Linked DNA regions of Homo sapiens: all the other regions are linked to region 1. A link is a loop called in an ENCODE intact Hi-C map of the cell type or tissue named here. Cell type or tissue: PC-3. All regions are shown on one strand. Region 1 overlaps ARHGEF38 (Rho guanine nucleotide exchange factor 38). Region 2 has its middle 31 kb from the start of ARHGEF38. Region 3 holds the start of ARHGEF38 (Rho guanine nucleotide exchange factor 38).

Region 1 (8,000 bases):
GAATAAAAATAAAAATGCAATTTTTCATGCAAACCAATAAGTGAATAATGTGATCATTTAGGAATCAAAACACATACATTGAAGTTGAAAGAGAAGGTTATTCTTTTAACTCCTACAGAAAACATGGGGTTTTTTTTTCTATTTCATTTATTTTAGCCAAGTAAAACCTAAATATCATAACATAAATTAAACATTGTGTTTATGTAGTATAACGCTTTATGAAAGGGAATCTGAGAGATTTTCCAGTAGGATAAAACAACAATCTGTGGAGTAGTGGCACTATATTATAACATCTTTTTATTTGTTCATCATTTTTAAAAAAATCTCTTTTAGGCTGAAACTTTGCAGAAGCTAATCCCAACCAAGGGCAATTCAGGAAGGAAGAATTTAAAATGTGTCCATTTACCCTTTTATGGGATAAAGTAATTTAATATATTTATCACTATACCTCCTACCCTCATGAACACATTATACTTTGACTCACAATTAACAAGTTTTTATGTGACTATTCCTTAAGGATTATAGTCTTTGTTCAAACATGATGCCATATAACAAGGAACTGAAGGGCTTTCCAAAAGTGATTTTAATTTTTACTTGGAACACTCCATTAGAATAATGAGTATAAAATGTGGTGAACAAATTGAAATGTATTCCTTTGGATTTTGCATTGCATGAGCTTTTAGCTTCCTCCCTGAATGGAGAAGCTCCAGGAGTAATGTGAGCAGCCAAAGTGCCCAGATGACTAGAAGTTAGAAGTTTTCCTCCTGGGGATGATGGCCTTGATTAGCAAGAAGAAAAATACAGATACATTTATAACAACTAGACATGAAGCTAGAAATGTGTCTTCCATCCATCAAAAACTTAGAAAATCCCCTTCATTCTCTTTCTATTACAAAATAAACAGATCTCTGGGGCCTCTGAAATGCAGCAGGGACTTTAGTGGTATTTATAAATGGAAAAGCAGAAAAAGGAGGCAACAGACAGGCTATTCTAATTATAGCTACATTTGCATTTATAGCCACGCTATCTTTCACATTCCTCATACAGATCAGAAACCTTAAATAACCCCAAGAAGGCTAAGTAATAAGATCTTTAGCAAATAACTTCCATAACTTTGGAGACTATTTTAATACAGTATTTCACACAATCTTAGGGGTCACTAATTTGACTGTCAAAACTTTTTGTTGAATAAATAAAAACTTGCTAATTTCCAATTTGTAGGCTATAGATGCAGATGTGTATTTGCTTTTGGAGAGCCTTAGAATCTTTTCTTTTTGAAGGTCTCCAAACTCTGTAGTTACTGCTTAGATTGTATCTATATTGATGAAAAAACCCACCTGCTTCAGGGAAAGCAGCAAGTATGATTTCTCCCACTAATTTAGTTCTTAACTTGAGTGTGTATGGAAAATCACCTGAGGTGGCTTGTTAAAAGAGCAGACCCTGAACTGGACCACCAGAAATAGTATTTTTTTTTGGTCTGAGGCAGAGCATAGGAATCTGTACTTTTAATACACCATCCTGGTGGATCTGGCGCAAGGGAACTCCACACAGAAAAACACTGCCCTCACGTTATGAAAGGATTCAACATTATTCTCTCTTTTGAAAGATAATTGGCTTCAAAGAATAATTGAAAGTTAGAAACTTGGGTCTTTTACAGAACCAGGTAATATCTCTACTACTCTTTTGGGAATTAGTCTTGAACTGCAGCCACTGTGAAAGCTTCTGGTGTTATTTAAATTAATTCTTGTATTGTTATTAAACTTTCCACATGGTTTTGTTTATCTCCTCAACTAGGGTTTGTGTTCCTGAGAGGCAAGAACTATGCTTATATATTTTTAAAAAATATTTTCAACATTATTTAGCACTCTTATTAAATATTTATTAGGCCCTCAATAAACATACTGTAATTTTGGTTAAAAAGCAGCCTAAATTGCTTTAAAATCCACCTTAACTTCTGAGGCATGAAGCCACCTCTCTCGTGGATATTGCTTCGAACAAAGATTTCCAATATCCCCTTGCACAGGATAAAATGGAGGCCACACCTAGTATTCATTAGAAATTGGCAACTGCACTTGGGCTGTGTTATCTAGCCACAAGGAAAAGGCAGAGTGACAGTAATAGCTTTGACTGATTACTTGGCCAGGAAAACCAAGCCCTTAGGGTGTTCCAGACTCTCTTTGGCCTATAAACCTGTTTGAAAACCTGTTTCTCAGAATTTAAAGGTTAGCTCGATTGAGGTCAGTATTATAGTAATGTCAATAATTCTACTGCCCTCAGCCTTCAGGCAGACCAGTACAATCCATCATTAACTTTATTTTCATGGAAAGGCAACTTTTGGGAAAATAGCTCTAACTTCAGCTATTTTATTTGATTTTCTTTCCCTTAAGAAATAGTTGTGCCAATACTGCTTCTTTTGGCTTTTTTGCTTTCTAAACCTTAACACCTTCCAGTGCCTGCAACTGTTACCTAAAATCAGAATAGCTCTAAACTCAAAATTTGGGGCATGGCCAGGGGAATTACCTGAAACTTGCAGAAAAAGACCAAATAAGCCATTGGGTCTGAAAATAATTTTCAGTAACTGAGACTTCATGAGGTTCTAAAATCACCTCTGCCTTTAGCTGCTTTGTGGGGATATGATACTGGGCTATACTGCCTAGTGGAATCTTCTGGCAGGGTCTGTTTCTTTCTCTTAAAAGTTAAAAGTTTAATGAATAGTAAACTGATGTTCTTTCCTCTCTGAACAGACTGCTCCACTTCTGGTGAACAGTTAGAAGCGCATGCCTAAAGTAGAGGCACCACATTCTTTTCAGGCAAGGACCTCCATCCCCAGGGCTGGCATTGGGTGGGGTTTGATCAAAGGTGCTAAATGTTCACTTTCTGTGACATTTCTCACGCTTAGTTCTAGAACCCGAAGAAGGAAAATGGCTCCAGCTTTTATTGGATCAGATCTTGCCACTTGTTTAAGGTAGGAAAGGTGTTCATTCAAACCCAGGATAACACCATTTCCTTTTTTTTCCCAAAGAATAAAACAGCTGAACATTTAGAGGACTGTGCTTCTAATATATGAATTTATTAAAATGAACACAACTTCAAATTTGAATGTTTCTCTGAATTGATATACTAACACTGAACCTAAACTGAAAATAGAAATAATTAACTAGAGCTACTTGCTCATTACATCTTATATTTAAGACTTAACTGATCATATTGAGTTCCTTAGGGCAGAATCTAAGTCTTATTTACTTTTGTATACTTAGCCCCCAGAACTACGCTTGACACAGCACAAACACTAAATAAATGCTTAAGATTTGGTGACTTGAATTCTTTTCCATAGCATGAAGAATGGTTTAAAACTGCAGTAATTTAATGACCAGTAGACGGCAATAAAGTTGAAATTTTATTTATTTAAAAAAAAAATTCACTGGGCTCATTTTAAACTCACTTTCAGACCCAATTCTAGCCGGGAAACGCCTCCTCCAGAGTAGTATCATGATTTCAATTTAGTGCAGCTAAAAACCTCTTGTACCACGTTAGGATCCCCATCCCCATCCCCGTTGGGGATCCCTCTTTCCCCTATCACACAGAGTAAACGGGGGAGGTGTGCTACAGGATCAGACGGGTGTACATTGACTTATACACCACAGCTCTCTGTGGTTGTTTAATTCCTGGTCTAATCAAAATTATTTGACAGTGGATACTACTTACAAGTGAGAGTCTGTAAGAGAGCCACTGGGTAAGATGTGGAGTATGGTAGTGATTTTGGCTTTAAGCTTCATGTGATAGGAAACTGCATATTCAGAAAGATACCAATTCCATTTAAAAGAATCAATCCAAACACATACCCACATTTATACATATAAATAATATCAGAAGAAAATGATTATTAAGAAGAAAGGGGCTAATAGTGAAATAGCAAGGGGTTTTTATCTTACACATACTTTGTTATATTTTTCAGATTTTCACAGTGAATAGATACTTCCTCTAGAAAAGAAAAAGTACATTGTGTAGCTCCCCCACCAATGTTTTAGGGATGAGAAAGGAAGGCATGAGTAATTGTTCTGAAACTAACTTTAACAAGGCCTGACTTGTCTTCACCCATCTCCCCACAGTGAGTTTGGGGAAAGAAGACGGCCATGCAGAGTTGTAGGCCATTCCCCTAACTCCATTAACCCATGTGCTCCAGTGGTCATGGGGCCACGTGTTATCTCACATAATCCTTGAACTACGTGGGGCCAGGCAAGTTACAATAGCTTTAAGAAGAGGCTTTTCTTCCACATTTTATATTTTGATATTGCATTTTTCAATCGCTGCAGAGCTCTAAATCTTCTTCCATGTTATTTTTAGTCATTCTCGCAGGGGGAAAAAAAGTCAATCAGGGCTTCTGGCATGTCAGCTTTTTATAAAGGGAATGCAAAGCAGAGCTCCCAGCAAGTCTCATAAAACATAGGATTTATGTGAGACCTTTCATCTACATCCATTTAAAATGTTCCCTGCTAGGCAACTGAGAGGAGATGGGAATCATCATTTGAAAAGGCCTTACTTTAAGGACTGGATACAGTGGCTCAAATGTTCCTTCAGCTCTTCTTCCTTTTCATAGGACTCCAGTATACTATGTGCTTCATCATGGTGATAGCAGTAGATTTTATAAATATCTTCCAGTGGCCCTTTAATCTGCAAGAATACTTCTCCTGATAAATGCAAAACAAAGGCAAAATGACATCATCAGACAAAGCTGGCACTTCACATGATTATTTTCAACAATGTCGACTCGTGTCAAAAACTTGGATGGGATCTACTTTATCCCCAGGTTATTCAGGGAGGGTGGAAAACATTGAGTGATTTTTTTTTCCTTTTCTTTCCTTTTTCCTTCTCTCCCTGCTTTCCTTCTTTGCTCCTTCTCTTTTTCTGTCTTTTCTTTTTTTTCTTTTATAAAACAAAGGATGAACAAGTTATCAGAGATGGGCAGCAAAAGAAAGCTGGTTTTCTCAAAGGCAACTTTACACACAAGGTTGATGTGCAGAATTGCGGTTAAGAGTTGCAGTGTGGCCAGGTGCAGTGGCTCACGCCTATAATCCCAGCACTTTGGGAGGCTGAGGTGGGTGGATCACGAGGTCAGGAGTTTGAGACCAGCCTGGCCAATATGGTGAAACCCCGTCTCTACTAAAAATACAAAAATCAGCTTGGTGTCAGGCGACCTGTAGCCCCAGCTACTCGGGAGGCTGAGGCAGGAGAATCGCTTGAACCCGGGAGGCAGAGGTTGCAGCGAGCTGAGATTGCACCACTGCACTCCAGCCTGGGTGACAGAGCAAGACTCTATCTCAAAAAAAAAAAAAAAAGAGTTGCAGTTTAGAGTTGGTGTGCACGGATTTGAGTCAGGCTGTGCTACAGACTGGCACTTTGACTTGAGCAAGTTATTTTTACTCTTTAAACCTGATGACACCAATAGATTCAATTTTAGAGAGTCATTGTAAAAAGTAAAAGAGGTGGTATTTGTAAAGTTCATAGTATAGTAAATACATATGAAATACTCAAAATGAAGCAATTTTTTGTTAATTTATAAGAGACACAGAAGGTGAAATTTCAAGTGCTGGGTAAGTATTTTTCAATATTTACTCCACTAATATTTCCTGAGGCTCTCTGAAAGGCAAGCAATGGAGTTTAGAGAAATAAAATATTTCCTTCTATGTGATAATAAAATAGATCATTATTTTAAAAATCAGTTTAATACCATGAACAAAGGTTATGACTGTATCTTCGTAAAGCAACTTAGACTAATTGTATCCAGGCATTTAATGAATCCTTTTTGGTATTATGATGAAATAGGGTCTATAACTGGTGACTAAATTAGATATTGGACGATAGTTTGATTTGATCCACACTTCATTACTTAAAGATAAGTATTATGCATCCACTACTCAACCCAACACTATAGAAATTATTTGGCAGATATCCAAGCAATATGTGACAGGGTCAGCTCTCAAAACATTGCAGATTTGAGACTAATAATGATTTGGTGGCTGAATTAATTGGGATGGCTGAATAGATTGACAGTGATCTGGACCTATTAATCTGGACCTATTATAGTTAACAGGAGTAAGTCATTCTTTCCACAGAAATAAAAGTGCCCTTAGTATTTTCAACATGTTTTTCACACATTAACTTCCTACTTGCATGAAGAGATAAAAGGTTATTTATCCATATTAATTCAGGATGAATAAATCTGAATTTGAAACAAATAAATGATTTTCCCGAAGTCCTGTCTAGAGGTGGAAAGGCAGAATTAGAGGCTGTATTCTTATTTTTTCCCTGGATTTTAGCACATACCCCTCCCCAGCCACCCAATTCAGAGCTTTGCTGAGCACTGTATGAGGTGATGCACTTGGAAAGAACACTAAACTTGAAATCAGAAACAATTTAGGGTTTGTGTGGGGAATTTGAGAATGACTTTTTAAAATTTTAGTAGCTTTTAGGGTACTAGTCGTTTTTGGTTACATGGATGAATTATACAATCGGAGAATGATTTTTTTTAAAATAAATTATTTGAGTCTTAGTGCCTTCATTTTATTTGCAAAATAAAAATAATAGTAGCCATTGAGATTCATTTGAGAATGAAATGGGGTGATAGATATAAAAAGTGCCCGCCACTGACTAGTTGCTCAAGAATTGTCATTTGTCTCTTAAGGTTGCTTTGCTACCTCTAGAATTAAAACACTAACACTTTTAAAGTATCACATTCTTTTCTAATTTATTTACAGCCAATAAAATATTTTTCCTTTTCATGATGTGGGATTTTCCTGTGATTATATGCTTATAGTTAGACTCTGAGGTAATGTGAGATAATGTGCACACATGTGAGTGTGTGTGTGTTTGTGTGCATGTGTGTGTGTGTTTTAAGATTTTTGTTTGTTTGTTTTAGTAGTGCTTTCTGGGGGCCTATAAGAAAACTCAATAACTGTGAGCATCTTTGGAGCTGAAGGACACAGGATTCTTGTTTTGTTTCTGATATCCTATAGAGTTCATCCTTCAACTAGTGTAGGTCATATGGATTTGTTCTTCAACACTGATAACAACACAAACAGTAAGAGCTATCAAGTAGAGGAAAGAAAACAAAATAGAACCGTGACTGAATTTAGGGAAGGGAGCCTCCCAGTAGCAGAACCAGGTAGCAAATGGGAACTAGTGGCTTTGGCTGGGAGGGCCCAGAAGTGGGACTGGTGACAGGCTTAGATCACAGACTTAGCTGGACGCTCAGCAGCAAGTCAACAACAGTGGACCTGCATACACACAGCCCAACACAAGATGAAGCTGTAAATAAGTGTGCTTACTACAAAGAAGCTAAAAGCAGAGACCAAAAAAGGAAAGAGGTAAGGACAATCTCACAAATCCACAAGGTGATCAAATTAGAAAGTCAAAAAACAAAGAAGAGCTAAAACACTTATCTTTATACACAATGAACCCATTAATTGTAAATTCTCTTGCATTTTCTTTAACAGGAGTGGTGTAGTTTGAAAGAATTTATAGCTCTTACTTTAACAGAAGAATCTTTTTTTTTTTTACTCTTTTCCAAGTAAAATTCTGTTGAGGCTCTAATAATAATTATTAAAGTTAAAAGATATTTAAGTACTCTAATTGAAAGTCATTTATTCCCCCAAAGGCCAAGTACAACACTGGCAGGCAGAATATTTTATTCCCCTCCCAGCCCTACCAATGTATTCTGCTTCATAATAGTGCAGATGAAGCAGTGTGTCTTGCAGCAAAAAGTGATTCTGTTTCCACGGTAACATAACTCTCGGCTGCATTTCTTTAGTGGTGAAGGACAACCGCTCTGTCTAATGTATGTGGGTTTGAGGGGATGATTAGGAGCAGAGGAGGGACTAAGCCAAGACCATTGAAGGTAATTTCACTTGTGGTTGCCTGTCACAAAGGCACCAGAATCCTGTAAAATAAATAAAACTAGTGTGCTCTTCTTTTTAAAAATTCTACAACCCAAGAATTTCTGC
Region 2 (8,000 bases), 110 kb after region 1:
TAAGGACAGAACCAGAAAAGTACTGAGCAGTTTCACTTATGAACATAAATGAAAAATTCTCAAATAAAATATTAGAAAATAAATGTCACCAGTATATAACATAACACGTCATGACCAAGTAGTGTTTTCTGAGGAATAAAGTGATATTTCAACATCAAGAAATTATCAATATAGTCCACCTCATTAACATACGAAAAGGAGAAAAAGCAAAAAAAAGTTAATCAATGCAGAAAACGTATTTATTGCACTACTCATTTATGCTAAATTATTATTATTATTTATTTATTTATATATATATTTTTGAGACGGAGTCTCGCTCTATTGCCCAGGCTGGAGTGCAGTGGTGCTATCTCCGCTCACTGCAAGCTCCACCTCCCAGGTTCACGCCATTCTCCTGCCTCAGCCTCCCAAGTAGCTGGGACTACAGGCGCCTGCCACCATGCCCGGCTAATTTTTTGTGCTAAATTATTTTTTAGAAACCAGAATTAGAAGAAAACTTCTTTAACTTACTTGAAAAGGTATTTACCAAAAACTCCACAAACACCTTAATTAATGGTAAAATTTTATAAGCATTTTCTTTAATATAAAGAACATCAGAAAAATTATCCAAAACTTAGAATTGGGCAAAAAAGAATACCAGGTGTTCTTTCGGCACAGTTCTGGGTTTGCACCTTTAGTTAATTTTTCTATTGACCGTGCTGTTTTACAGTCTGTAAATACAGAGATTAACTTGCAGATATTTGTCTAGTACAGATGAAAATAATTTCTCTTTAGTGAAAGATACAACCTCAAAGTAAGGTTTATTGCTCTGTAGGGTATTAACCAGTTTTGTATTTAACCCAGCAATCTTATCCTAAAGTTCCTTTATTAAATTGCCTATATTTACTGCCTTAGCTCTAAAGGATTTTGTGTGTGTGTGTGTGTGTGTGTGTGTGTGTGTGTGTGTGTGTTTGAGACAGGGTCTGGCTGTGTCGCCCAGGCTGGAGTGCAGTGGCACCCTCACGACTCACTGCAGCCTCAACCTGCCAGGCTCAGGCTGATCCTCCCACCTCAGCTTTCCTAGTAGCTGGGACTACAGGCGCACACTACCACACCCAGCTAATTTTTGTATTTTTTGTAGAGATGAGTTTTTACCATGTTGCCCAGGCTGGTCTCAAATTCCCGGACTCAATTCAGGATCCGCCTGCCTTGGCTTCTTAAAGTGTTGAGATAATAGACATGAGCCACTGCGACGGGCCTGAAGTATTTTTTGAACTCATTTTAACATGTTCTTGGTTCTCCCATTAATTAATCAATTGAACAAAATCCTTGACACATACCCATTTTATATTTGCATGAGTCATGATTTTACCTTTTGTCAAGTACACTTAAACAAGAACAAGTGAAAGATATCTGTTAACACTGCTTCAATTCATCATATAATAAAAGACCTAAATAAAGTAAAATAAATAAGATGTGTGTGTAAGGATTAGAATAGAAGAGAAATAAAGTTGTGACCGTCAGATGATATGGTTGTCTACATAGAAAATCTAAGAATTTAAAAGACAACCATTAAAGCAATTAAGATAATTCAGCTAACTTGCTGAATACAAGGCCAATATAAAAGAATTGATAGCTTGCCTAAGAACTTAGCAACGATGGTCATAAAAAGTAACTTGAAAAGATACAATTTACAAAACCAACAACAACCAAAAATGTACCTAGGAATAAATCTAATAGAAGGTGTTCACAATCTTTTTGGAAAAAAGTACAAAATTTTATTGAAAGATATGACAGAAGACCTAACTAAATTACAAGACATATTATACCCATAAATAGAAATATTCAATACCAGAAAAGTGTCTATTTTCTGAACTAATCTGTAAATTAAATGAAATTTCATTAAAATCCCAGCAATATATTTTTATGGAAATTGATTGTTTTAAAAAAGTTATATAGGAGAGTAAAGTATTGTGAATAGTTAAGACCATTTTAAAGACTTGTCTTACCATATATCAACAGGATACCATAATATTTACAGGACAATGTGATATTGGTTCATAGACAAATAGATAAGTGGAATAGAATAGGAAGCCCAGAAACAGAGGGAAGTGTACAAGAAATGTGGTGTATCGTAGAGAAAGCTTTACAAATTAACAGAGGAAAGGGTGGGCGCGGTGGCTGCTGTACTATAGCCTGGGCGACAGAGCAAGACCCTTTCTCAAAAACAAATAAACAAACAAAAAAACAAATTAACGGAGAAAAGTGTTGATGTGATTGATTTATTATATGAAAAAGATTTCCCTGATTTACACCTTAAGCAAAATAAATTTCATATGGATTAAAGATTTAAATGTGAAAAATGAAACTTAAAATTTTTAGATTAAAAAATGAGAATACTTTTACTATATTGGGGTAGGGAAGGATGTTTTAACTAAACCCCCCAAAAAGAAAAGACTATTTTGTAGTGAACTTCTAATAGTAAAAGTTTAAGTCATCATAAACATAACTGTAAGATAATTGTCAGACAGGGAAAAGTAATTCACAACATAAAAAAGAGATTTATATCAAATATATGATGAATTATTACAGACAAATTAGAAAAATGATTTAGAAGTCAACCACACCCCCTCTACCCCAAATAGGCAATGGATATGAGCAGGCAAATCACAAAAATAGAAAGCGTAATGATGAGTAAGTACCTAACAGGATAATAATGTCACTAGTAATCTGGGCAAAAAAAAAATGAAAATGAAGAATCATTTCATACCTATCAGATTAGTGAGATGTAAAAATTAATAATACCAAGTATTAAGCAGTGATGTGGACCAGTGATTACTTTTTTAGATTGTGGTGGAAGTATAAATTGGTGCAACCACTTTGGAAAGCAATTTTGTAATACACAAAAATTTCAAAATTTGCAGCCGTTTTTTGAAACAAGAGAGTTTGGCAATATCCAGTATATTTGATAATGTGCATATCCTATGACCATCAATTTCTTGCTTAGTCCTATTATTGTAGAAAAGCTCTCATCAGATACATAAAGATGTCCATTTGATGCATTGTTTGTAATAGTGAAAACTAGAACCAATGCAAATCTCCACTAACAGGTAACTGAAAACGTTAGACATGGTATCTTCCTATGATGCAAAACAACACAGCATTTAAAATGAATAAGCAAAAGCCATGTGAATTTACATTGATAAATGTCAGGAACACATAGGTTGACTGTATAAAATAAGTTTCCAAGTATTAAGTAGAGTATAATTCCATTTGCACATATTTTGGAAACCAGACAAAACAATATTATTTTAAAAATCTAGCCAGCCTATATGGCAGATAACGATAATATTTGGTTTTGGATTCAAAGAGAGGGAACTAGGATTGGGGTGTCCAACTTGATATGCAGTGTAAACATTTATTCATTGTTGGTGTTTCATGCATGCCTCTATGTGCTTTTCTGTATTTATAGTTTTAAAAGAAAACAAATGAATTAAGGAAAATAGTGCATAATAAACGGAAGTTAAGAAATCAAATACACAGCCATAAAAAAAAGAACAAAATCATGTCCTTTGCAGCAACATGAATGCAGCTGGAGGCCATTATTCTAAGTAAATTTATTCAGAAATAGAAAATTAAATACTGCATGTTCTCACTTATAAGTGAAAGCTAAACACTGGGTATACATGGACACGAATATGGAAACAATAGATACTGGGTACTCCAAAAGTAAGGAGGGAGCCAGGTAAGTGTTGAAAAACCTTGGATACTATGTTCCATACTTGTGTGATGGGATCATTACAAGCCCAGACCTCAAAGCATTGTGCAATATACCCATGTAACAAACCTGCACATGTACCTCCTAAATCTGCAAAAACAAAAACAAAAAAACAGTAACAATTCTATCATATAGTAACATTACAAAAAAGAAATCAAATAGCATAATGCTCCTTGATGGCATAGTTTCTTCTCAGACTTTTGGCAAATAGCTAAGGTATCTAGATTCCATTGGACATTGTATTGGGTGTATGGATTGTCTACGAGATAGATACAATTCTGGCTGAAACTCTGAAGAGAACACAGACAAGTTAAATGATAATCACAATAGCATAAAAAGAAAAAGTCAACATGAAGAAGTATACAGCATTAATGCAGTTATATAAGAGAACCACTGTATTGAGTAGAATGCCTCTGGATGTAACAGAAACTAGCTTAAACAATTATAGGAATTTATTGGTTTGAATAACTGGCAAGTTTAAAGATAGATCAGGATAGGTTTGATTCAACAGCTAAAAATCATCATCCACTAGCAAATTTCTTTCCCCTTCTAAATTCTCCAATCCATGGGGGTCAGCTCAGTAAGGATCTACTGTTGGCTCCCTCTTGTGGTGTCGGGTGATTACCAAATTATCACAGTTACATGTTTTTCCTGTGCATGACCAGGGAGAGAGACAAGAGAGGCTGTTTTGGAAGAAATAAGTACAATTCTTTCTTTAGCAGCCTCCAGCAGATTTTTTTCCCAAAGCCTTGATACTGCTGTATTCCCAACACTGGGCAAAGTGAAGACTCTTAATTAAGATCTGCTCAATTGACCTGCATCTCCACCTATGATCAGCTCATAAAACACTCAGCGGAATATCAAAAAGCCCAATGTTTGTAAGGAACAAAATGCTTTTGTCTTTATAAATATTACCAAATATTTATTAATATTTAGTTCACCTGTTTTCGAAATTTGCAGCATTTTTCTTCTGAAAGTATTGTCTTGAGTTCTCAGATGTCGTTTTTTAATACAGTCAGCCCTTTGTATCTGCGTGTTCCATGTCCACGAATTCAACTAACCATGAATAAAAACTATTGGAAAAAAATACAACAAAAAATTTAAAAATATTTTCAAAACCAATTTAGAATAACAACTATTTACAGAATATTTACATTGTACTAGGTATTATAAGTAATCTAGAGATGATTTAATGTATACAGATGGATATGTTCAGATTACTTGCAAATACTATGTCATTTTATACCAGGGACTTGAGCATAATTAGATTTTGGCATCTACGCTGTTTCTGGAAGGAATCCTCTGTGGATCTTGAGGGACAACTGTTTTTCTCTATTCTGAAAGTTATAATCACAAATTATAGAATACGTAACTATGTTACTTAGTATGTATAATGTTGTGCTGGGCGTGGTGGCTCACGCCTGTAATCCCAGCACTTTGGGAAGCCAAGGCGGGCGGCTCCTGAGGTCAGGAGTTTGAGACCAGCCTGACCAATATGGAGAAACCCCATCTCCACTAAAAATACAAAAATTAGCTGGGCATGGTGGCACGTGCCTGTAATCTCAGCTACTTGGGAGGCTGAGGCAGCAGAATCGCTTGAACCCGGGAGGAGGAGCTTGCAGTGAGCCGAGATCACGCCACTGCACTCCAGCCTGGGCCACAGAGCGAGACTCCGTCTCAAACAAACAAACAAACAAACAAAAAACATCATTAGCCGGGTGTGGTGGCGCATGCCTGTAATCCCAGCTACTCGGGAGGCTGAGGCAGGGGAATCGCTTGAACCCGGGAGACGGAGGTTGCGGTGAGCGAGATCGCTGCACTCCAGTCTGGGCAACAAGAGCCAAACTCCGTCTTAAAAGAAAAAAAGAAAAAGAAATGTATAATGATGTAACAGGAAATAAGTGTGTAAGAATGATTATTTTTATCTTGAATATAAAATCATAACTAAGGAACAATAAAAGAGTAAAAAGTAGGGGTAAATATGGATAAATAATTCGTAAATTGATAAAATTCTACATAGCCTTGATATAAAAACCAGAAACTATAAAAAAAGATAAATTCAGCTATCTCCGAAATTAAAATAGAGTACATAAAACTATACTCTAAAGAAGGTGGATATAGAAACAATGAACTAGGAATTAATATTCATAATACACGTGATTTATGGGTTAATTGCTGTAAATTATAAGAAATATTACAATATAAAATAACTACAGGAAATAAAAATGGCAAGAGTCATAAAACATAATCCACAGAAAAATGCAAATAACTAACAAATATGTGAAAAGATGCTACATCTGACTACTAATGAAAAAATATAAATTCAAGCAGTGAGATATTTTTCTTAGAAAATATTAAAACGATGAGCCTAGTGATGAAAACATTCCATTCTAGTGTAAACATTACATTCTACAATGCAAGTTAGCATAACTTTATGGAAAGCAGTTTGGAAATATCTATTTAAAATAAAATTACATTCAAAATTAAAATATTGATGATTTTCAAGTCAAAAATTCTATTTCTAAGAATTTTTCCTGAGAAAAAGTTGCACAAATGCAGAAAGATTTATCTACGTAAGTAGTCATTGCAACTCTGTTTTCATAGCAAAAATTAGAAACCACTCAATTGTTCATCAATTGTGAGCCAATTAAAAAACATACCTATCTATGGAAATTACACAATTATTAAAATAATAAGTTATATCTATACCTGCTGACAAAGAAAGATAACTACCGAAATGATAAAAGTTGCCAAACTATATACTACCTGATCACATTTTTTTAAAATACATCATCTAGGTATTTGAATGTGTATTTTAAAAACTCAGAAGAATGTACATCATAGGAAAATCTGTAATTATCTCTTGGGGGTGGGATTATGAAAAAGTAACACTTTTTATGTAAACATTCTACGTTGTTTAAATATTTTACAATGGGCATGTAACACTTTTGTTACCAGAAGGATATCTAATTTTACATATTTGAATGTATAATTTTTATATTATAATGTTTTCTATTATATTATAAATATAATTTTTACAACTTCTAAATGAAGGGGTAAAAGCAATAGAAATGGAATATTGAAGTATGATGATTATTTTGAGATGGTGAATGGCAGGAGACCATGACATTCTAGGGAGCTTATAACATCAGCACTTGGTACAGCACATTTTGCTTTGTAGGTACAAAAATGCTTACTGATGATTCTCAAAATGTATAAAAGATCATCGCCAATCAGCTTCTGAGGTTTTCTCTGATTATTAACAGTGATCCATTTTGCTTTTATAAAGTAAAATGTTCTATCTAATGATAGTTATAGCAGACAGCCAAAACTACCTGGCTATGAAAAAAAAACTTCCCTTCTCTTTGTCCTATTTTATCATTTATTTACTAAGTAAGGCTAAGGATCTAAAGATAAGTAATAGTGAATATGCCTTTAAGGAACTTGAATTCCAATGAGAAGCCAACCCAATAATAAAGAAACAGAAGATAGGTATTAATACATTGAAATAAAGTGATAGTTAAGTCAGAGTTGAAATAGGATTCTGTGCTTAGAAATTAAGCTGGTCTCCCTGTATTTAATGGTAGATATTACATTTTACTTTTAGGTAGATTTTTACTCTGTGATAAAATACGTAAGATACTCTGTGATAAAATATATAAGTTAGGGTGAATATAGTTTGGGAAATTGGCATTTGGGATGCTTCATGGAGAGCTCAGAAAGACAATATTGTACAGCAAGAGTCCCCAAGCTTTTTACAGTCCCCAGCCTTTTTGGTACCAAGGACTGGTTTCACGGAAGACAGTTTTTCCATGGACTAGGACAGAGAGATGGTTTTGAGTTATTCAAGTGCACTTGGTTATTCAAGTGCATTATATTTATAGTACACTTTATTTCTATTATTACTACATTGTAATATATAATGAAATAATTATACAACTCACCATCTTGTGGAATCGGTGGGATCCCTGAGCTTGTTTTCTTGCAACTAGATGGTCCCATCTAGGGGTGGTGGGAGATAGTGACAGATCATCAGGCATTAGATTATCATAAAGAACATGCAACCTGGATCCTTTGCATGCACAGTTCATAATAGGGTCTGTGCTCCTATGAGAGGCTAATGCCACCACTGATCTTACAGGTGGTGGAGTTCAGGCCCTAATGTGAGCAATGAGGAGTGGTTGCAAATACAGATGAAGTTACTCACCCACCACTCACCTCCTGCTGTGTGGCCTGGTTCTAA
Region 3 (8,000 bases), 78 kb after region 1:
AAATTTCTTGTATTTAGGTAATTTCTATGGCTCCCAGTAGAATGGAAATGAGGAATTGAGCTAGTGGAAGTTAAGATGGCTCTTGTCACTAATAGAAGAGGAATTTTTGAAATATGGTTGTTGTGTGCTCTGAAAGGTCGAGTTGGGAATGAAACAGGCTTCCACTAAGAATTACTTATTATATAAATTCTGTACATTTTAATCTCTGATGTTCATTTAACTGAAGAATCATCTTTCTGATAGAAACATGTGTCCTCACATATTTAGATAAATACAATGGCTCTTATTTCAGGCCATGGTGTCTTTCTTCACACCAGTTTCCTGCTTGGGCCTGATCATTCAAGTCATTCACTCTATTTAACAGTTACTGAGTGTTTACTGTATTCTGGGCTGCTGAGATGCAACAGTTAACAAGACAGATAGGGTTTCTTTCATGGTGTATGAGCGGGGAGGGAGAGAAAAGGGAGGGGAACAACAGTCAATAACAGGTGATAAACAAGGAAACAAAAACCATTTCAGACAGAGCTAAATACAGTGAAGAGGTTAAAATGCCATTCTCTTACCTGTACCTTCCCTCATCCCTACCCTTACCATTTCTTAGAGACACCATTTTCTGACAACCTCCTTCATGCAGTCCTGAATAGACCGTTTCCTCCTTTTGTGGACCCACTGATCCTACCTCCACTTCTATCATGCCACTTTATTGTATTTATTTGTTTACCTGTCTTATCTTTCCCAACCAGACTTTGAGCCTCTTTGGAGTAAAGGTCAGACATGTTTTCTTGATGATTTTGTAGTTGTAATTCCTGGCACATATTCTGTTTTTGCTGTTCATTGTAACCCTCAAGACACAGCATCTAAAACATTCAATAAATGTCAATTTACCAAATGTGTATGATTTTACAATTTGTATTCTTTCCAATGTATCAAGGGCCTTGAGAAAAATTAATTTCAAAGAACAAGGTATAACATATTCAATAAATGCTAGTCAACTGAATTAATCTGTTCAAGGAGTAAGGGAGCCTAAGGGTGGCCTTTCTATTATTATACAACTCCAGGCTTAGTAGGAATGACTATGTTGATGTGATCACAATCTTCTGCAAAGGTTTTAGGATGTCCTGGTTAGAGCCATGTTCTATCGTTTTAATTCAGCCAGTGTACCATTTTTAAAATTGTTATTACAACTTAAGTTTCATGCTACTAAAGTGATGTGAGAAATTGAATTGAACAGATAGACTAGGTATCATGAGTTAAAAGACAAGCTCAAGAGCACCAAAGAAAAATCTTACATTTTACGGAACCCAGAGAACTTGCTTCCCCAGAGAGTTAGAGCAGTGAATTTTACTCAGGTAATATAGCATTGAAGGACAACCAATTAAATAACTAATTAAATAACCAGCTAAATAATTTGAGGAATGTGGTGTTGCCAGAAATTCCAGTATTTGAAAGCACTCTTTGACCTCACAAGAGCTTTAGGCCATCTATCTGAGGGCTCTAACCAGTCCAGGTGTTTATTCAGTGCCTCCCAGGGACCACCAGTTCCAAGAAAGGGAGAGGAAAATCTCTCGGCATTTGAATAATAAAGAGCTTCTTAAGGTGATTTAGGACTCATCTGCATAATAATGGGTATCGTACAGGCCAGAGAACAAACGCACAGAACTGATTGCTTTGAACATTAATGAGAAAATGCCTTCCCTTGTCGCCTTCCCTGTTCTAGTCGAACCATGCTAAAAGCTCTATTAGGCGTTCGATAATCAGACTTGGATTCTTTTAAGGGTTACGTTTTTAAGATGTTACTTCTCAGGAGGCCAGCCTATCTTTATGGCTTATGTGCTCCTCTATACTTCTTGGTGATTTTTCTCAAGCACAGACTAGAAGCATGTATTAACTGCTGAGTTTTGCCTTCCACCTTCAAAGAATCCAACAGAGCACAGGAAAGCCACAAATCAAATGAAGTGCGTAAGAAGTCTGAGGTCTTCTGCAAAGTAACCAACCCATGTCTGCTCTCTTGTGTGGTCATAGACTTATTTTTTTAGGAAAATTTAGTAAGCAAAAATTTGTGAATAGCAAAAATTATTTTCTGTTTTTATTTTGCTAATGGAGACTCTGATAGATGCTGAATTAGTGAAACTCAGACAGAAAAAACATGTCATTAGGGATAAAGCAATGGGCTTTTCCTGAATTTCTAGATGTGGTCTCTTTATCAAAGGACAAAAAAGAATTGAAAAAGAGAAATAAGGTATACAAACTTCGATTAATATTGGGCAAGTTCTGTTTTATCATTATGGTACCCATTATTCCTAAAATTTATCAGCCAGTATACTAGATGTTTTGTAATTATCTAATTTCAATCTCCCAACAACACTATGTGGCAAGTATCATTAGTCCCACTTTCACAGACAGGAAAATTGAGGCTCAGATATTTCAAGTAATTTGCTCAAGTTCTAATTGGTAGTAAGTTGAAGAACCAGGTTTAGAAACTAAATGTGTATGATTTTAAATTCTCATGGTACATATTCATCATGGAATACTACACAGCCAGAAGAAAGAACAAAATCATGTCCTTTACAGCAACATGGATACAACCGGAGGCCATTATCCTAAGCAAATTAATGCTGGAACAGCAAACCAAATACTGCATGTTCTCACTTATGAGTGAGAGCTAAACATTAGACATACATGGACATAAAGGTGGCAACAATAGATACTGGAGACTACTGGAGTGGCGAGAAACGGACAGAGGCAAGGGCTGAAAAACCACCTACTGGGTACTATGCTCAGTACCCAGGTGATGAGATCATTTGTACCCCAAATCGCAGCATCACACAAAATACGCAAGTAACAAACACACATATATACCCCCTGAATCTAAAATAAAAGTTGAAATTTTAAGACATCCATTCTTTCCAATGTATCTATTGCTTGGAGAAAAATTAATTTCAAAGATTAAACAATGCTCTCCCTCATTTTAAAAAAAAAGTATTTGAGGATAAGATTGATGCTGTGCTTTAGTGCTGAACTACTGGTAATTTTTTTTTTATTTTTACACATTAACTTATAGTAATAATTTTTAGATTTAATTTAAATGCATTTAATTTAACTTATTTAACTTAATTAATTTGCATAACTAAATCTAAGCTCATATTTGTGGAAAGAGATTTGTTAAATATAAGCATGTCCTATCGGTCTTTCTGACCTCATCACAGTTTTTAAATCCAAAACGACAGCTCACAGTGGGATGATGAGAGTTCAGACACACCTTGTGCTAAAAGCAGGAGAGGCAAGTTCTGGAGGACCACATAACAAGTACCGAAGAAAAGACTTAAAATGCTGCCCAATATCAACATCAAAATGAAATTTTACTAGAACAAATGACCTTCAGGAAACAGGAGAGAAAGAAAGGATAGATAGGACAGGATATAGATTAAGGCCCTGAAACAAATGATGTGCTATCATAACTGTGCCAAATTATCTTTGTACCATCACAAAATAAACTGAAGTTATTTCCTCAAATGTCATTCAAAATAAGCATGCTAAACATTTCTTACCATATTTGAGTATTATTCAATTTACTCAAAGGAAATAATCACCTAAGTGAATTTCAGCAAATCTTTTTATACCGTCTCTCTGACTATAACATTCCTTCTTTGTCACAGACACGATTATAGTTTCATGCCCCTATTTAAGATAACCACAATCATAGTTCAGTACCATTACCTAGATATATCTCATGGTGTAATATCACATATCTACCCATTGAGATAAACAATCTTTTGTAGGTTTCTAACTCATTTGCTTTCCAGTGTTTCCCACTTCTTAAGTTGGGTAGAGAAGGGAGAAGAAAAGAGGAAGTTAGAAGAAAAATGATTACCCTCACCAGGAAAAAAAAAAGAAAAACACAGCAATATTAAGAGTAATTCGGAATTGACTCTTTAACATTGAATCACGTAATAAATTTTTTTCCCTATAATTTATAGGTCACATTTACTTTCATCTTCTTATTTTGTGGGAAGGAGAGGTGGTATTCAATTTTCCCCTCTGCCTTGTGTGTTTTCTTTGCAATTGGAAACGTAGCAGAAATGGAGCTGGGAGTGCAGTAACTGGGACAATTGATTTCTTTTTGGTTACCTTGTAATTTCTGGTTGTATTCGGTCCTGTCAGATTGGCTCCTCCTCAAGGTGCCAGAGTGGTCCCCAGAAACACTGCTCTCAACCACAGTGTCAGTCTTCCTTCTCTCCAGCATATAGAGTCTAGACCTCAAGAAGGCCAGATTCTTTTTCTTGGTGACCATGTTTTCTTTCCCAGTGGCTTCTTTGGGCTCCATATTAGGCAAAGACAAGCTTTGGAGGCTTGCAGGCAATGGCTGATTGCTAAGGTGCCTCAGGGTGAGGGTTAAAGCTACTAGAGTGACGAGTTTATCTGCTCCCTTCTAACTAAACCGCTTCACTCCAGGGTTACCTGGCTGTGACTGCCACCACCTCTACGAAGTCCCAGAGCTCCACCCACATGAGGTCATTCTTTTTTAAACCTAGAATCCAACAGGGGAAGCTGCCACCTGTTACCTGAGAGACTTGCAGCACAGAGCTAGGCAAAGCAGGGACTGTGCTGTCACATGCTACTGAAGCAAACAAAAATCCTATTGTATGGGGTGAGGGGTGGGGAAAAAGGAAAATGAACAAGGTGAGGCAGTGAGGAAGGAAGTACACGTTAGCATAACCCGCCGTTTATGGGTTTAATGTGTGCCCATGGGTGTGTGCAGGTGCACTCAGGGCACTGTGTTGTGGTCTGCTGCCTGGAGGCAGACCAGGGCTTGTGCGTGGCTTTTGGCTAGAGTTACTCACAGGTGACCCACGGAGTCAGTGCAGGGGCTATGAGAATTTGCATTTGCATCAAAACGGTGAGTACAGAATCATTTTCAGTGATTACTGTGCACACTCAAAGTTATGCTTCTGCCTTTAAGCGTTGAACATTCAGCAATTATTTACTGAAAACATACTTGCCAAACCCTGATCCGCATTCCTGAGGAAATAAGGATTCACATGTGAGAGTCATCTGGCAGCAGGCAGAAGAAGTGGAGGGGAATGCCCATAGAAGCCTAGAGCCTTTTCAGATTTCTCACTCTCCACAGGCTGCCCTTGCCTGAAATTAATCCTTCCATGGTCCCACCCTGTCCTTTTATGTTTTGGTCCTTAGGAAAATAAGCCCCGTGTCAGGGTTCAGTTTCTATAAGATCTTTTCCCTGTCCCTTTCATAGACGGAGTGCCAGAAAAGGGCATCCCACCTTGGGAATTTAAGGAGAGGAAAAATGTTTGAAACTGAAGGGGCACTACACTTCTAGAAAGTAGAAAGGATAGGGCAGGGATTAAAAGAGAGAAAGGCAGACAGTGATAGGCCTTTCATTAATTTTTTTGAAGTTGTTTTTCCTCATATTTCCTGAGATCTCTCAAGGGAAAAATTCTAAGAAGCTCTGGGAATGTGCTGAGTGCTCTGTATGCCTTCGTTAAAGAAAAGAAAGACCCTAAGGAGGAAAATGGATTCTCTCCTATTGTAAAGGGACCACCAAAATCCAGCTCTGTGCTGACCAGTCTGAATCTTGCATAACTTCTGTTGGAAAAGATTTATAAATGAGGAGAAAGATGTAAAAGTCATTTCCCAGCTCAGGATGTGTGTGCTCAATATAGTTTGCATAATTATCTTAAAAGATAAATGACACATCTTCACCCACTATGGAGACATCTATATATAGCTTGGCGTATTGAATGGCTTTTATTTAATATAATTGATAGTCTTTTTTGAATAAATCCTCCCAAGTACATTTAATAAATACTTTTAAAGGCTTATTTACCTCTAAAATATAAAAGGAATTTTTTGGATTTATGTCAAAATGCCTCAATTGTGTTCGAATATTATATATGTATGAATGTATGTATGCATATACACACTTATTTATATTCACCTGGTAACCACCAGGGATTTATTTAGATACGGTATCACTGAAAAAAAAAGTTCAATTAAAACTACAGGACTTAATGGGTAACATGAGGTTTAGGACAGAGCACTCAGAAACTTTGTCAATGGACCATAAAAATCAGATCAAGACCTAATAAAAATGGTAGCAAGAATTTACACATGATAAATGCTTAAGAAATGCATAAATACTACAGCAAATATAACCCTTTATCTTGAAAAAGACACGGCATTTGCTTGTGGAAATGGGCCTCAGAAAGGTCACAGCTTAAGGGTTGTGAAATGGCAGAAGAAGCATTATTTGAAATCGGGGGAAATTTATTACACCAGATGTGGATGGGTGTGGCTCATAACTCAGGCAGTGAACTGAGGTCACTGGTAAGGTTTGAGGATTGTACCTGTGTGAGTTTTGTGTATTCTTATGTGGCTCAGGTCATCTGGGTAGTTTTCTGCATTCGACTAGTGTTTCAAGTAGACAAAATCACACACAAACAAATGCGAAATTGTGTTATGTTCAAACAATTCCCTAATATGTCAATCTTGTTGGAACAAATTTGTATTTTCAAAACAAGTGTTATAGCAGAACTTATTGTAATAGCTTCATTATACAACCCTGTATTGTTTAACAACAAGGATACATTCTAAGAAAAGCATCATTAGACAATTTTGTCATTGTGTGAACATTATGGAATATATTTTCTTTAAACGTAGCTTCATTATACCATCCTGTATTGTTTAACAACAAGGATACATTCTGAGGAAAGCATTATTAGGCAATTTTGTCATTGTGTGAACATCATGAAATGCATTTACGCACACCTAAATGGTATAGCCTACTACATGTCTAGGCTATATGGTACCGCCTATTGCTCCTGGGCTATAAACCTGTTACTGTACTGAGTACCATAGGCTATTGTAATGCAATGGTAAGTATTTGTATCTCTAAACGTATTTAAACATAGAAAAGTACAGTAAAAGTATGGTATTATAATATTATGAGACCACTATTGTATATGTAGTCCATCTTTGACTGAAACATCATTATACAGCACCTGACTATGTTTTTTATTTTCACCAGTTATTAAGATACATAACAGCTACTATGAGTTCAGTGGTAAATACATATTTTATTTATTCACATTATTTTGAATGTAAAATTTAAGAATGATAGATAAATTCTCTCAGAACAATCTTCTATTCAATCAGGGAATCAGGCAGACACTGTTGGTTGCTTACTTGGTCTTCATTTTTACCGCCTCCTACCCCCATGCTATTCTTTGCCAACAGAACCCTTCTCTTGTTCAAGGCAGCATTAGTCTTAGCCAATCAACGATAATCTTTTTTCCTATTTTTTTTCTATCTCCCTTTCTCTTAGGGTTGGCCATGTAACCCCGGTCCTGGCAAATAGGACCTTTATAATAGTCTGAAAGAATAAGGGGTGGATTATTGATCCTGGGAAAGCTTTTGGTTCTCCAATAAAAGGGGCAGTCTCATCTGGCTTCAACCTTCCCCCTTCTTCTAGACTGATCACAGGGGTAATGCACGGAGCAGTCACAGCCCTCCTGTGTCCATGAGAAAAGACCAAGAGATCCATGGGCTCTGATACCATTGACCTATGGAACCAACATCAGTAGTCATTCACCTTTAGACTTGTTATGAGGGTCAAATAAATCTCCCCTCCCTAAGCTATTGTTAATTGGAGTTCTTGTTGCGAATACAGTTCTAGTGGATTTAACAGATGGTGCTTAATTTACATACAGATTCACAGTTCTCTTGCTTATCTCCTTGACATTTCTTAAGCCAGTGTGTTTAGAATCCCTAGCATAAAACATGACTTAATGACTTAGTTTTGCTAGAAATGAGAACAGCCAGGTCAAAGAGATTTTGAGTGCTTTAACACTGGGGCATCTTTCTAGAGCATCAATGAGACTGGAGAAGCAAGGCCTCTAAGCAAAGGTATAAAAATGCTTTAATACAGAAGGTTGATATTACTTAAATAAATAAAATATTGATATTAAGACATTTAAATGTAT

What was found. Peaks named below come from ENCODE experiments on the same cell type or tissue, not always from the same donor. Only the 100,000 strongest peaks of a DNase experiment are listed, where the experiment ranks them.
Region 2: a loop joins it to region 1, with 5 times the contacts of the local background. A loop is called at or near these places in 5 of 110 quality-filtered maps.
Region 3: it touches region 1 in a loop (4-fold over the local background); 3 of 110 quality-filtered maps call a loop at or near these places.

The regions. Positions count from the first base shown.
Region 1 is chr4:105,627,586-105,635,585 of GRCh38, reverse strand. ARHGEF38 (Rho guanine nucleotide exchange factor 38) reads right to left here. Exons shown (of 14, transcript NM_001242729.2): 4 at 4,541-4,688. Among named protein-coding and RNA genes, the nearest start is that of ARHGEF38-IT1, 70 kb to the right of the region's middle. RefSeq lists an enhancer at 2,505-2,574. In PC-3, CTCF peaks have their summits at 3,158 and 3,374 (motif pointing right); a DNase peak (open chromatin) is centred at 2,155; H3K4me3 peaks cover 309 bases; H3K27ac peaks cover 2,440 bases.
Region 2 is chr4:105,517,382-105,525,381 of GRCh38, reverse strand. No RefSeq gene overlaps it. Among named protein-coding and RNA genes, the nearest start is that of ARHGEF38, 31 kb to the left of the region's middle. In PC-3, a CTCF peak has its summit at 4,368 (motif pointing left); a DNase peak (open chromatin) is centred at 4,351.
Region 3 is chr4:105,549,090-105,557,089 of GRCh38, reverse strand. ARHGEF38 (Rho guanine nucleotide exchange factor 38) reads right to left here and starts at 4,470. Exons shown (of 14, transcript NM_001242729.2): 1 at 4,129-4,470. The coding sequence starts at 4,324. It overlaps LOC105377352 (a long non-coding RNA gene), which reads left to right and starts at 4,806. Exons shown (of 5, transcript NR_188418.1): 1 at 4,806-4,897. RefSeq lists enhancers at 212-761, 1,313-1,862. In PC-3, no CTCF peak of the experiment used is centred here; DNase peaks (open chromatin) are centred at 4,689 and 6,289; H3K4me3 peaks cover 2,520 bases; H3K27ac peaks cover 3,799 bases.